Linked DNA regions of Homo sapiens: region 2 is linked to region 1. Evidence: chromatin contacts called from ENCODE Hi-C or POLR2A ChIA-PET data. All regions are on one chromosome and are shown on one strand. The core of a region is the stretch at or near the end of the contact, and the rest is flanking DNA. Distances in the headings are between cores, read along the strand shown. Region 1 holds the start of KITLG (KIT ligand). Region 2 holds the start of RLIG1 (RNA 5'-phosphate and 3'-OH ligase 1).

Region 1 (4,666 bases), core at 1,299-3,798:
TTTCTATTGGTCTCATAAAATCCGTATGGTTAGATTTATGATTCCCAGGCTTCAGTAACTCTCATACCATTTTGATTATTTTTGTCGTATCTGTCCTCCTTTAGTACTACTTGTTATTTACTTAATGTTATACATGAAAGTGAGTTTATATTGACACTAAATATTTCTTTTCTTGGGGGGAAAATGGTGGTAAAGGGGTACAAAGTTTTAGTTAGACAGGATGAATAAGTTCTGGAGATTTATTGTACAGCATGATAACTACAGTTAATGTACTGTATACAGTTAACCCTTGAACAACACAGGTTTGAACTGTATGGGTCTACTTATATGCAATTTTTTTTTCAAACTCAGATGGAAAATACAGTGTTCTAGAGATGTAAAACCCATGTATAAGCAGGGCTGACTTTTGTGTCTGCACGTTCTGCAGGGTTGACTGTGGGACTTGAATATATGTAGATTTTGGTATACCTGAAAGGTCTAGGAATCAATCCCCTGAATATACTGAGGTACTCCAAAACTACAAAGAGTAGATGTTAAATACTCTCAGCTCCCAAAAATGATGAGTATGTGAGGTGATGGATATACTATTTAGCCTGATTTAATAATTTCACAATGTATACATAAGCAGAACATCACATTGTACGTGGTAAATAGATACTATTTTTGTCAAATATAACTTAATAAAGCTGGAGAAAAAAAATAAAATTCTCCACTTCAAAAAAGCCTTAAAGGGGCCGGGTGCAGTGGCTCACGCCTGTAATCCCAGCACTTTGGAAGGCTGAGGCAGGCGGATCACCTGAGGTCAGGAGTTCGAGACCAGCCTGGCCAAAATGGTGAAACCCCGTCTCTACTAAAACAACAACAACAACAACAAAAATACCTGGGCGTGGTGGTGGGCACCTGTAATCCCAGCTACTTGTGAGACTGAGGCGGGATAATCGCTTAAACCTGGGAGGCGGAGGCTGCATTGAGCCGAGATTGCGTCATTGCACTTCAGCCTGGGAGACAGAGCGAGATTCCATCTAAAAAATAAAAAATAAAAATAAATCTTGAAGAAAAAAAAAACAATCATTTGCTATGCCTCCAGTATCCAAATTAAGCTCATTTTGATATTTGATGTTCGATATATTTGTACTAAGAGTACCTAATGTATAAAAATCTTTCTAAGCAACTATCAACTTGGAATCATGATTGATGTGCTGTCTATACATATTTTTTCTAACATGAGAAAGTGAGAACGCAGTCCCCCACTAAATTATGCAGTCGAGTTTCCCACATTTGGGGAAATCACAGAAGTCAGCACATCTGGAGTGAAATAAACAAGCTTCGCCCTGATTACAGGTTTGGCATATTCATGTTTAACAAACGCACCGGAACTAATTAAAGCAAATTTGGACTCCTACTCTATTATTAAAATAACTAATTCCTAAACTCATACATTATTCTTTCTTTTAAAGATCACTGATGTTAATGTTCAGCTAATATTTTCTTTTAAAAAATTAATGAAATGCTTTGGAATGTTCTCCAGTTATACAAACAAAAACAGACACATTCTGGAGAATCAATAAAATATTTGAAGTATTTTTTAAGACTGTACAGCTGGAGCTCCAGGTTTAAATTAGAGCTCTGCCATTTACTAGATATGGTTGGTCAAGAAAATTAACCTTGTATTTCATCGTCCATAAAATGGGAATAAAATAATAAGATCTACACTAATAGATTTGATGAAAGAATTTAATGAGATAATCTATGCGAAGTTCTTAGTCTGGCACCTGGCACATGAATAAGTGCATCACATAATGATGTTAGCTATTATTATTGTGGTTGCATTATCTTTCCGTTCAAAAAAGTACAACTTTCAAAGCCTTGCTGTGTTGGCGACCTGTAGTTTAATAATCTATCGCTTCTCTTTCAATCTTAATTTCTAAAGACACAGTAACAAACCATTCCAAATGAAGCGTCTCCCCTTGCAATACTTAACCTTGAGTCAACAATTCTTGTAATTATTAAATATTCATTCACTAAAGTAATTGTTTTTTTTAAAAAATAGAGGTGATAGGACAATGGCCTAACTACAGATCGCAATTAAACTTTATTTCTCTAAGGCAGGCAGGGTGAATTCTTTGCTCCGAACCTCCCGGACTCCTCTCCCTCTCCGACTTTGTATAACAGAGGGAGCTCCGAGCCCTCTCTGGCGCGCGAGGTATTTCGTCTGTCCCCGGGGGTGCCAGGTGAGCCCCAGCGGATCCGGGAGGGTAAGCTGGGACTCCTCGCGAGCAGTAGCTGCAGGGTACCAAGCTTCGCCCTCTGCGTCCCCGCGCCTTCGCGGTCTCCCGCCAGTGCAGGTCCGGGGCCCCCAGGCGAGCGGACAAGGTTGGCCTAATCTGCCAAACTTCTGGGGCATTTACCGTGCTCTGGCCGCCCTCCCGATTCTTCCCTCCGCGCCCTTGCCTGCTTCTCGCCTACCCCGGGCTCCGGAAGGGAAGGAGGCGTGTCCGGAGCAGGCGGGCGGGAACTGTATAAAAGCGCCGGCGGCTCAGCAGCCGGGCTTCGCTCGCCGCCTCGCGCCGAGACTAGAAGCGCTGCGGGAAGCAGGGACAGTGGAGAGGGCGCTGCGCTCGGGCTACCCAATGCGTGGACTATCTGCCGCCGCTGTTCGTGCAATATGCTGGAGCTCCAGAACAGCTAAACGGAGTCGCCACACCACTGTTTGTGCTGGATCGCAGCGCTGCCTTTCCTTATGAAGAAGACACAAGTGAGTAGGGCGCGCCCGGGAGCTCCCAGGCTCTCCAGGAAAAATCGCGCCCGGTGCCCCGGGGAAGCCGGCGCTCCCTGGGACTTGCAGCTGGGGCGTGCAGGGCTGTGCCTGCCGGGTGAGACAAGAGGATGCGGGGGAGGCCGGCGTGGTGTGTGATCCCGAGCCGAGCCGGGTGAGCCAGGGAGAAAAGGAGTGGGAGTGCTGAGAGGGAGCCAGTGTCAAGTTTGGAGCCTCAGCAGTTAAGTTTTGAGCTGTCAGTCGGAAACCGTAATTCCCGTCTGGTGGAAAGATTGGCTTTTGGGCCATGGAATGTTAAGTTATCACGGGAAGGCATGTCTTTGCATAGGAGACGGTTTTCCCGTGGATTCCAGGAGATTATGAAACAGCACCCCACGCGCCACCCTCACTAGCTCTCTCACTCAGATTTATTTGTGTAGCCCCGAGGTGGGCGCCGGGCACCAGGAGCGGCGCGAACGCGGGTGCAGCCGCGGGAGCGAAGCCAACGCGGAACTCCTAAGCGGCAGCTCTCGGCGGGGCGGGAACCTGCCCGCCTGCCCGGGAAACTTGGCTCTCGGCGGTGTCTGCCTAGTTTGCAGCTCTGTGTGGGCTCTAAAGAGCTCTAGTACCTCCACAATGCACGCACCTTTTTCCATTTCAAAAGGGATAAAGGCTTTTTATAAAATAGGCACCTCTGAATGATAGTGATTGAGATAATTCCCAGTGCTGCTAAATTCTGCATTATACATAAAGCACTGTGGGTAAAGCGCTGCCTGGGGGGACAATTAGATTTTTTTTTCCCTTGAAGAAAATACCTGGTTCTTCGTTTAGAAAGGGCCGCCACGGTGCCCCTATCCACAGTTCTCTTCACCATTGTTGATTGTTACCTCCTCTCACTTTCCCCCTTAGAAATTGTTATGTGTTATCTGCCGCGGTTGGCTAAGGGTTGCCCTTTCACCCCCCAGAGGTTCTGTTGGAGATTGCAGTTCCTGAAATGTGTGGAAGGGGTGGAAGTGGTGGGGAAAAAGGAAACCGGGGTGTTTGTACACATCGTTGGTGTAGAATGAAGGCATCAATGTGCTCAAAATGCTTTATCAAATGACCTGCTTAGCATCATATTTTAAACAGATATCTAGGCCTGCAAAAAGTTGCAAGACTCTAGCCCCTTGTACCGGTGTGGTAAAAGGCAGGGGAAAGGGACATTGCCTGGCTAAAAGAGGCTTGCATAGTCTCTAGAGCACTCTCTAAGAGAAAAGACGCGATGTGCCTCTCCCCTCTCTTACAAGCAGGTTAGCTTTCAGGCAAGGCATTGAGCACCGCACCTGGAATCACCACAGCGTGCTGTCGAAATGCAAATGTTAAAGATTCTTGCAACAAAAGAAAAGTTTTATTGTAATCTCTTGATTTAGACAAGCTTTCTGCGAAATTATAAGAAGGGTAGAGACCTATTCCTTCTTATAGTAGCATCTGCTCCCATGGATGGTGGTGAGATCTGGGGGAAGAAGCTGCTACCTTCTAGTTCAGGAAAAGAGCCTAAACCTTCCTATTTAAACAAGAACACAGGAGACAGATAAGGTTAATGTCCAACACTCCAAAGCCAGGGGATGTACTATCAAGTCACTTTGAGAGGCAGTAGGATTGATTATCCTTGCACCCTTGCTTTGCAAAACAAATGTGAGCTCTGTAATCTCCTTTCTCGCTTTGATTAAATGGCTGTGTAAATCGGATTACATGGAATAATTCCATTGAAAACTAGAAAGAGGTCAATCTAGTCTGAAACATTGTGACTGTGGCATTAGTGACTCAGTGCTGCCGACCAGAGAAATTTGAGAAAGCTAAGTATTTTAGATATGTGACCTGTTCGGTCACACATCACACAAGTTAAAGTGCAGGCCCTTTGGGGGAACTTGC
Region 2 (4,666 bases), core at 1,099-3,598, 540 kb after region 1:
ACTTTTTATCTATAATTTATTTTCATTTCTGAAAAAGACTTATGCCACTTCTATAGTCTGTATCTGAAGTAGCATCATCTTACAAAGTGAAACAACACTGTACAATATAAACATACTGCTGTGTGTGAGCTTAAGACTTATGCACTATTGCAAACAGGTAAACTAAGAAATTAGCCCCTTCTAGTACTGATTCAATACTTTTAAAATATAATCGTCTAGTAGGGATTCAGTACTTTAAAAATACAACTGGTTTTCACTAACTTATGATGCTGGTTTCAAAGGATATCAATTTAACCCAGGGTGGTAGAGCCACAGGGTCTGGTCCAATAGCAGTGTGTGTGTATCTAAATTTATCAAAGATCCTATGTGGGGGGGAAGATTACTCTGCCCCATGGAGCTCCTGATGAGTATAAACATTCCTTCCATAAAAATCAATCATCTGCTCTTTGCTATCGACATATCCAAAGGACAACACGAGACACTGAGGGGTACACAAAGTTCTCCTTCTCCACCTGTCATAAAAGGCTTTAGACTATTACCGGAAAAACAAGGTACGTGTATTAAAATAGTGAATATCAATTGAGTGGCCCTCTACAATTTCTGGGTAGGGGAAATCACTGAAATGGCTAAATTGATAAGATTTTATGGAGAAGAACTGACTTGAAAAATTAAAAACACTCTAGAGGTGATCCAGAGTGAACAGTCTGAGCAAAAATATGAGACAGGATTGTGGTTGATATGTTCACAGGATGAAATAGATGGTTAAAACAGAATCCACTTTAAGGACGATGGAAGGTAGATTGAGCCTCATTAGTGGGAGGCCCTGAATTATAATTAAGAATGTGGATGCTATGCTATAAACGATACTGTAAGCTGTTCTTAACTGCAGAGAGGTAAGAGAAGGGGCTGCTTATTTTCCCTGGTGGAGAATACTTTCACAAACTACTCCCCTCAAACATACGAAGTTGAAAATCACAGTAGAGTGAAATACTAAAACAGATGATAATGTTTCATATGGATTACATTTGTTACAGCTAAAAAAAAAAGCCAATTACTGCTACAAACATTGAGTAATAACTGTGGTATTCTGACGAGGAAAGAACATGGTGATGATCAGTCTGAGTGGCAAGTAAGACCAGTTAGGTGGTGCAATGAGCAGGACATGAAATATTAACTGTAACAGCTGTGACAGCACTAGAAAGCAGGAAAAGATCAGATGCTATAAGGTAAAAAGCATCAAGGTGAATGGAAAACTGGCATGAAATGATTCCAGGGTTCATTCTTTAATTCAACAAATATTTATCCAGTGCCTACCACGTGCCAGGTCCTAGAAGCTGGGACTAAAGATAACAGGGCAATCTTTGCCTTAAACAAGTTTTAGTCCAGAAGACGAGAAAGCCAGTGCCAATGATGAAACTCAAGTGAGGTGGATTTCCAATGGACATGTTGGTTTTGTTTGAAATCAGCAAAGTTGGGAAGCACCCAACTAATCACTGGGGATTCTACTGATCAAAGACTACAACGTTTTATAGTACAATATGAAAAAATTACCCAAATATAGGTTACTCACTAGCATTTACCGAGGGCACACTATGGAAAACACGTTGCTGCAACAGAAAACCTTGAGAACACCAAAGTTAGAATAAATTAAGTAATTACTGGTAATATGAGGTGTGAACTTCAGTGACCTAATTAGGCTACTGTCAACACCGCCACTGGTTCGGACAGAACAGGTAAAGCAAGTCTTCTAATATCCACCCTTTCTTACTGCACTCTTGAAAAGTAGTAAAGCTTGGACTGTGGCAATTACCTGATTAGGGGGTTTCCCCAAAAGGTGCTGACCTGAAAAGGAAGGGACATGCTGTGGATGTGAGTTATCCATTTCCTTGCGAGGACAAGTTTGAATCTCCTGATAAGGAAAATTCTTTCGCAAATTCCCTCCCTCACAACTAAGAAAAGTACAAGAACCTGGAGCTCAGGGCGTACGGAACTCCCACCCCAGACCTCCCCAGGGAAACCTACAGAGGTTCCTGGCCTGCAGGGCAGTTCTAAAGCGCCCAGCCGCCCTCGCCGGGTTCGCACTGAGCCAGCGCCGCGGGGAGGAGCCCACGCGGGCCGCCAAGCCTGCCCGGCGCTCCTCCGTACCTGATGCTCCCTTTTGGAGGAAGGCTCCTCTTTCACCTCCGTCACAAACACACACGGCATTTTCCGCTGCACGGAGCCCAAGCGCTTCATGATGAGCCCAACAAGCAGTGCGAATGGAGGGCGTGCTTTCGAGCGGCGCCCGGTCCAGTCGCGGAGAAGCCCTGAAGCAGTCACCCGCACGGCTCAGGCCACGCACACTCCGCGCCCAGCCACCGCGGCTGCGCCCCAACTACCAAGCCCAGCGAGGGGCGGGAACGCCCGTCCAGAAGCGGCTTCCTGGCCGCGGCGCCTTCTGGGAGTTGTAGTGCAGAAGCTGAGGCGCCTGGTGGGTTCCCACGTGCGTCCTCCGCCCCCCACCCTCGGTTTTAATAACCGTGAAAAAAAAAAAAAAAAGATGCGTTTCCCGAACGTGGGTACTTAGCAATACCTAGTAACTAATGATTTTTTGGGAAATTAAATAAGATCAAATTATAAGCAATGAACATTTCAGATGTCGATTTAACACAGTTCCAATGGAAACTGCTTGCCTGTTATCTTTAGTTCGTGGGGGAAGCACTGTAGAAGTTTAGAAATGGCTAGAGACATCCCCAGATTCCCAAGCAGAATGAAAACTTCCTTTCCGGTAAGACTATCAGAAAACCCTATAATAAAACACCTGGGATCAAAAAAAGTTGTCGTTTGAACTACTCCTTATTGTGCAGCATAGCATGGTCGAAATGATTCTGATGTTCTTTTCGGAGTGAGTGCGAAATTTCAGCCTTAGACTAATCCAAAAGTACAGGAATACCTACAACCAGATTTCATTCTCAAGTTTTTCATAAGAATCTTGTTTAATTAAAGGTGAGCTCCAACAGCCCAAATGGCTTGAGTAATGGTAGTCAATCAACTGCGAGCTAAAAACAGCCTTAACTTACTGCTCAAAAGAATATTTTGAGGGTAAGTGATAAGATGGACAATGACTAAATAAAATAAATACTAAATATTTAGGAATAGTAGCCTTTCCATCTCATTGAATGTAGTAGTTCCTAGCCTGAAGTTGTAGGGGAATTTTGACTTTACTGCCATCCTTTATGGGCTTGGACTAGGCCCAGGTCTCATTTCTTTGTCTTATCTGCATGTACTCAACTGTCCAGCATGTTACTGACTTAGCCCTTGGAAAAATTAAACAACTATATCTCACTTAGAGGTATCTAACTAGTAAGGGGGTTCTCAAAGAATAAAACATCTTCCTTTAAAAAGTTCACAGTTATATTGAATACTGACAGTGAAAAAAAATAAAATTTAAAAAAAGTTCACAGTTTTTTGATTACTGGATTCAGAGGGGAGGGAGGAAGAAAGAGATTTGCCATTTCAAAGTGTTTACTTTCTTTTCTACTATCTTTTTCTCACAGGAAAACACAAAATGTTCTCCCACATCACACCCCGCCTGCATTTATCAAAAAAGAAAACACCTGATGCTGGCTGTGTGCTGTTGGAACCAGAAACTTTTTAGCATATTATAGTCGAGTGCCAGTGACTTCTTTGTTCTTTCAGAGGCATTCTAAAAAGCGGCGTGTTTCACGAATCTCAGAGACAACAACTTTCACAACTATCAACTGTCACCTCCCAAACTGCCACAGAACCTTTTAAGTCCAACATTCTGTCATTTGTGGGAAATACTCATCTTCTAAAACACACTCTACTTATTCTTTGAATAGTAGTTGCAAAGCTAGTCATCTCTCAGGAAGCACTTTCTATTTCCAAAACTTTGGTTTCATCAGTACCTGGAGCAAAGCTTCTGGCAGAAACACAAATCCTCATCAGGGGAGAGGCACAGGATCAACTCACGGTTATAAACTGGACTCCTGCTCTGACGGGTAGCAGCCATCAACTTTGCCCGATTCTCATAATTCTGAAGGGTCACCAAGGAGTTGCTACCAGCCACTGTACTTAAAGTGGTGTCACAGGATTACAAAATAGAAGAAAGTCTTTCTTCTCTGACTAATATGTTAGTGCTCTAGTAAGCATCAAAGATGAAAGACACACAATGTGAGCCTGCTTTGGCCAACACAAAGTACTTACAGAATTTTCAGGCCTACTTCCAGCCCTGGAGACAAATTTCCCATCATTCTTCATTACAGGAGTAATCATCCTCATAGGGCTGTAATAGCTTTTTTTTTTTTTTAGATGGAGTCTCGCTCTATCACCCAAGCTGGAGTGCAGTGGCTCAATCTTGGCTCACTGCAATCTCCACGGCTTGGGTTCAAGCGATTCTCCCGCCTCAGTCTCCTGAGTAGCTGGGATTACAGGCGTGTGCCACCACGCCCAGCTAGGTTTTGTATTTTTTTTAGTAGAGACAGTGTTTCATCATGTTGGTCAGGCTGGTCTTGAACCCCTGACCTCATGATCTGCCCACCTCTGCCTCCCAAAGTGCTAGGATTACAGGTGTGAGCCACCACGCCTGGCCGTAACAGCTTTTTTTTTTTTTAAGACCAGAATGAAATTCACAACAGTAAAGAATAGAACTGAAGAGAATAAGGAA

Evidence for each region. Hi-C counts contacts between places; a loop is a spot of excess contacts on that map. ChIA-PET counts read pairs that join two places held with the same protein, here RNA polymerase II (POLR2A). Pooled maps may share reads with other maps.
Region 2: a loop to region 1 is called in a map with no recorded cell type, with 3 times the contacts of the local background. The contact joins the promoter of RLIG1 here to the promoter of KITLG in region 1. A Hi-C loop is called at or near these places in 1 of 37 single-sample maps with no recorded cell type and 4 of 50 pooled maps. POLR2A ChIA-PET finds 5 or more read pairs at or near these places in 1 of 52 experiments (H1).

The regions. Positions count from the first base shown.
Region 1 is chr12:88,578,353-88,583,018 of GRCh38, reverse strand. It overlaps KITLG (KIT ligand), which reads left to right and starts at 2,548. Exons shown (of 10, transcript NM_000899.5): 1 at 2,548-2,755. The coding sequence starts at 2,741. LOC105369885 (a long non-coding RNA gene) reads right to left here and starts at 2,483. Exons shown (of 4, transcript NR_188177.1): 1 at 2,409-2,483; 2 at 881-1,022. It also overlaps the pseudogene RNU1-117P.
Region 2 is chr12:88,033,218-88,037,883 of GRCh38, reverse strand. RLIG1 (RNA 5'-phosphate and 3'-OH ligase 1) reads right to left here and starts at 2,348. Exons shown (of 7, transcript NM_001009894.3): 1 at 2,146-2,348. The coding sequence starts at 2,235. LOC107984542 (a long non-coding RNA gene) reads left to right here and starts at 2,388. Exons shown (of 3, transcript XR_007063395.1): 1 at 2,388-2,470; 2 at 3,537-4,173; 3 at 4,616-4,666.